Linked DNA regions of Mus musculus: region 1 is linked to region 2. The links are chromatin loops, found by intact Hi-C in ENCODE. Cell type or tissue: heart. All regions are shown on one strand.

Region 1 (2,500 bases), 230 kb after region 2:
AGTGGGAAAATCAAAATCTATCTCAACAGCGAGGCCAACATCGAAGAGTGTAAAAACATGAACATATCTGGGTCTAGTAAGTGTACCGTTCAGCCTGTTGTCTGTGGGTTAGAGGAGGTTTGGGGGGCTTAGGGAACCCACGTGATTCGTATGGAAGGTGGTGGGGAAAACGTTTCAGAAAAACAGTTCAAACGCTAGTCCTGAGCGAGTGGTCCAAGTCAGCAAGTGTTTATTGTTTCTTGAGTCAGTGGTTTACGCAGTTCGCCTTTGCAGCAAGATGGCCTGGGTTTGCATTCTGGTTCTGTGAGCCACGGCTGGAGGCTTGGACCTATTGCTTGGCCTCTCTGTCTTAGCAGTTTTCTCTACAAAGCAAGAGCAATGGCTGTACTTATTGAGGGGGTTGGTGCCGAATGCTGGGAGCAGAAGTCATCAGAGTTGCTCCGCAACTCATCAGCGAGGAGAGGCCTTAGGGAGGGACATCTATGTGACCAGATCCTTGGGGTGCTATGGGTAGCCATAGCCAGGGAAGTATGGAAGGTCTGAGTAGGAAGGGAAATGATCATTTTGACCGAGCTCAGTGGGAATCCTGAATTCTCGGAGGAGGTATGTTCTGATCCAAGCCTTGGACAAAGGAGAAGAGTGGAGACCTCAGGGTGCATCTTGAATAAACACGGGGACATCTCCTCCGTCACCCGATGGTCCACATGCTTAAATAGCCTTGTTGAGCTAGCGATGACATCATGTACTGTAATCTCAGCTATGCAGGAAGAAACTGGGAGATTTTGACTTCAAGACCAGCCTAAACCACTTTGTGGGGGAGGGTGTTCCTGTCTCAAAAGAGGAGTGTAAGATATGTGCATCCTGCTTTGATTATTAGTGGTCAGGGCGATGTCTCTGAGTGTGGTGAACTGGCAAGCTCCGTTTACACGAACTCACTTGGGCCAGATGACCAGAAAGACAAATATGAGTCACGTGGTTTTTTATTCCAACAGGTGACTCATTCCTTTTCAGCTGTACAACGGCTGATGATTTCGAAGTTTTCTCTTTTTTTTTCTAGCTTTGGTTTCAGTCATTCCTCTAAAGGAAGCACACAGATTGGGTTCCTGATAAAATGGATTTTCTATTTCGCAGCAGATACTCAAAGACCAGCACCATCAAGGCAGTCCTCAGGTCCAAGTAAAGGCTGAAGCTATGTCTTGGTGGTGTGGGGGAACGTAACCTTTGCCATATATAAACTGTGATTTGCAATAGTCACTGTGAGACTGGACGTGTGCCTCATGGCTCCCCAATGATCCTCTCACCACGCATGCCAGAACGGAAGAGCTCTTGCTCCCCCCTGTGGCCAACAGAGAGAAGCAGACCTAAAATGTGATTCTTACGGCCATGTCTTAGAAACTCGACCTTATCACTAGGAAGACATGAATTTAAAATAAATCAAGGGGTTTTAAAAATCATTAAAAATATGAGGTTTAGAAACCAGTTTAGAAGATGGGTTGTGCTGCCTCTTCCATTTGAAGCCGTGGACTGAGAAGCTCTGCCTAAGAGAGGCCAGAGGCGCCACCTGGTGGGCACTGGCCGCTGTTGTCCAAGTATTCTGATGCTCTCTTCTCACCCAGCTTCCCAGCTGCTGCTTGCTTCCTCTTGGCGTTATCTACAATTATCCACATCTCCTCAAAGCAAAAACCGGTAATGTCCACGTTCACAGACATCTGCTTCCCAAGGAGCCTTCTCTGAGTGCGCTTCTGCTCTCCAGAACTTATATTTTATATACTATAGTTTATAGCCAGCCACACGAGGCTTTAGAAGAATGGGGTGGGCAGGGCTCCCTCTGATGGAGATGTAATGGTATATATTTATTGCAGAGCTGACAGTTAGTAAGCTTGGATAGCCCGAGTCAGAGTTCCTTAGGCAGATGGTGGGAGAGCGTCTGTGCACATCAGGTATCTGGGAGGGTGGAGTGAGTGGGGTGTGCCATTACTCAGAGTGGCAGGACATATTTCTGAACCAGTGTTTTCCAAACTCAGATTTGGAAGAGCTTTCTGAAATGCAATATGGCTTCAGTGGGGTAAGCAATCTATGGCTGCTGGATGTTCCCAACACTTGGGAAGCTGAGGCAGGAGAATTCCCACTACTTCACATTCAGCATAGGTTGCTGTGTTCGTTACTTTTTTGTTGTTGCTGAGATAAAACACCATGACCAAGGTGACCTAGAGAAGGAAGAATTTATTGGGGCTTACAGGATGAAAGTCCATCATGACAGGTAGACGTGGCAGCAGACCATAGACATGGAGACCTAAGCTGAGGGCTCACACCTTAACCTACAACCAAGAAGCAGAGAGAGGAGGAGTCGGGGGAGAAGGTGGTGGAGGGGAAAAGAGGGAGGCTGTGAGATGATGTCTTCTAGGCAAGCCACAGCCATTTCAAACACATTTCGTCCTCAGACTCAGCAGTTTCGAGTCAAAGGCCTTCCCTGGGAATGCATAAGACCAGGCGGGTCGAC
Region 2 (2,500 bases):
AGGCAGAAAATCTACTATTCTCTTAATTTTCTACATATATCAGGTACATAGATATGCTAGACAAGATCAATATTCTTTTATTTAACATTTAACCTTTTCAGTCCTGCAAGGATTTTTCAAAAATCTATTTTTGGGGTGCTAGAGAGATGGCTCAGCCGTTAAGAGCACTTGCTGCTCTTGCAGACGGCCTAGGTTCTGGTCCCACCACCAATATTGAATGGCTCACAACCATCTGTTCCAGGGACTCTAGCACCTTCTCTGGACTTTGAGGGCACCTGCATGATTATGGTGCACATATATAGATTAGGGCACGTATGCGCACACACATGCATGTACACACACACAAAATGGTTTTAAAACTATTTACAAGTATTCAAGTTCATTGTATCATAATTTATCATTTAGTTACCAGACAATAAAGCTTCTCAAAAAAATTTACCACAATAAATAACACTATAGTGGGCATTTTAAGTCTTTGGTAAGAGTGTTGATCATGAATTTGCCTTTTTTAAGTTTTCAACATGAAATCATAAACGCTTAGAGTTCTTTGATTGGCTTGAATTTGTGCTCCTAACTTCTTCTCCTGTTGGGGGTTGGCGGGACCTCGAGCTTAGTCTCATGGAGCTCAGGTAGTCTTCTAAGTACCTGGTGGAGGATGACCTTAAACTCCTGATCCCCCTGCCTCCACCTCTTCCATTTGAGGGTTATATGAGCCACTATGCCCAGCTTCAGCTAACTTCGTGAGGCTACATTTGAATAACCGCTTTCAATGTTTCTGTGCACCTTGAAATTCTAAATGTTAAGCTTCCTACCACAAACTACCTCTTTGTACCAAGAACGTGGCGTTTCTTCTAGGCCCTCTTTTAGCTCTTCCCAAAAACCATGCTCCTGTTTTTAGACCGCTTCAAAAGCGGCCCTCGTCTGTGCTTCCGTTGAGAACCTGGTCGTTTTGCTTTCGGCAATAGAAATCGATGACTGAAATGGAGGAAAGACAAATTTGGAGTGAAAAGAACACTCCAGAAGAAAAAAAAAAAAAAAAAAAAAAAGCAAGTAAACCGGCCCCTCCCCTCCACTCCCGCAACTTTTATTTTACTAAAACAGGGTGGCAATTAGCAGAGACAAACCTTAGGTGGAGCTAGAGGCTGCTAAAAAACTGGCAACTGCCTGGAGCGCTAGAGCATCCCTTAGATCCGGGTTTTCCTTGCTGCTGGAGGCAGCCTGAGCTACCCCGAGAAGAGAGTACAGGCACTTCTCCCCGCTCCTACAGAAGGATGCCACCTGCTCATCCCGGTTTGAAGGGCTGAGGAAATCTCTCAGCCCCAGCTCCTGATAGAGTCTGTCTGAGGGTTAAAAAGCAGTGCCCAAGAGAGGATCTCTCAGGAGGAGTAACAGGACCCAGTCTCCCTCCTAGCCAGGGAATCACATTTCAGTCGCCTCCGAGCTGGCCGCATCTGTCACACCTGCCTAATTGGCTTATGACATCTGCAGAGCGCAGGAGAGCCTTGCATTTCATATGGGAAGCAGCTGGGGCACTGTGAGTCTGAGGCCAGCTTGAGCTAGAGGGCAGGTTCCAGGCCAGCATGCGCAACAGAGTGAAACTGTCTCTAGAAAACACAAAAATCCTACAACACTCTTGAAGGCAGGAAACAGCAAAAGTCACCATCCTGTCAGAGATAAAACCCGCACGAGTCTTCCTCCTGACCCCTCCCCCAACCCCCATGATGCTTTCTTCTTCACCCGCCCCTTGCCTTATCTTTGAAACATTTTCTTATGAATGAAATTCTCCCAGTTACTGAAGTCGCGATAAAAGCCCCTCCTTAATTGCCCCGACCGGAATGGAAACAGCAGTGTGTTTGTAATGGCTTCCCTGCCATTACAGTGTTATCATGTTGGTTTACAGGACAGCAGTGTATACTTAAAAATCACAATTATTACAATATAAAAGTAGGTGAAATAGGTTTAAATTTGCTCTTTTATTAATACAGGGACTCAATGTGTAGCTCATCACGGCCTCAAACTTCCTTTGTAGCACAGGTTGACCTCAAACTAGGAATTCTCCTGCCTCAGCCTCTCAATGCTTAGTAAGCATCCTAGCTCAGTGCTGGGATTACAGCCACTGCATGTGGCTTAGGAAAATATTTTCCTGACTGTTTGGCTAAATAGAAAATCCAACCTACCTGAGACCCTCAGCCTCAGCCTCAGCACCCCCTTCAGCCCTGAACCCCCTCGGCTTGTTTAACTCTTCCAGGCCGGGAACATGGCTCCCTTTTCAGCACCCTTTAACCACACAATCATGAAGTGCTCATTCACTGACAAGCCCTCTGGGTTTCTCTTCTCCTCAGTTCACTTAAGATAAAAGAAGTTGCAGAGAGAGAGGAGACAGCAGTCTGTCCTCTGACTGTACGTTAAATGTCCCCAAGGGCTCACATGTTGAAAGGCTCAGTCACCAGCCTGTGTCATTACCAGGAAGTGGTGGTGCCTTTAGAAGGCAGGACCTTGT

The links. Hi-C counts contacts between places; a loop is a spot of excess contacts. Peaks named below come from ENCODE experiments on the same cell type or tissue, not always from the same donor. Only the 100,000 strongest peaks of a DNase experiment are listed, where the experiment ranks them.
Region 1: it touches region 2 in a loop (8-fold over the local background); 36 of 42 quality-filtered maps call a loop at or near these places.

The regions. Positions count from the first base shown.
Region 1 is chr3:146,176,535-146,179,034 of GRCm38, forward strand. It overlaps Mcoln2 (mucolipin 2), which reads left to right. Exons shown (of 14, transcript NM_026656.5): 7 at 1-76. Among named protein-coding and RNA genes, the nearest start is that of Mcoln2, 28 kb to the left of the region's middle. In heart, a CTCF peak has its summit at 1,485; a DNase peak (open chromatin) is centred at 1,287; H3K4me3 peaks cover 724 bases; H3K27ac peaks cover 564 bases.
Region 2 is chr3:145,949,050-145,951,549 of GRCm38, forward strand. No RefSeq gene overlaps it. Among named protein-coding and RNA genes, the nearest start is that of 2410004B18Rik, 12 kb to the left of the region's middle. In heart, a CTCF peak has its summit at 1,129; a DNase peak (open chromatin) is centred at 1,212; H3K4me3 peaks cover 784 bases; H3K27ac peaks cover 1,179 bases.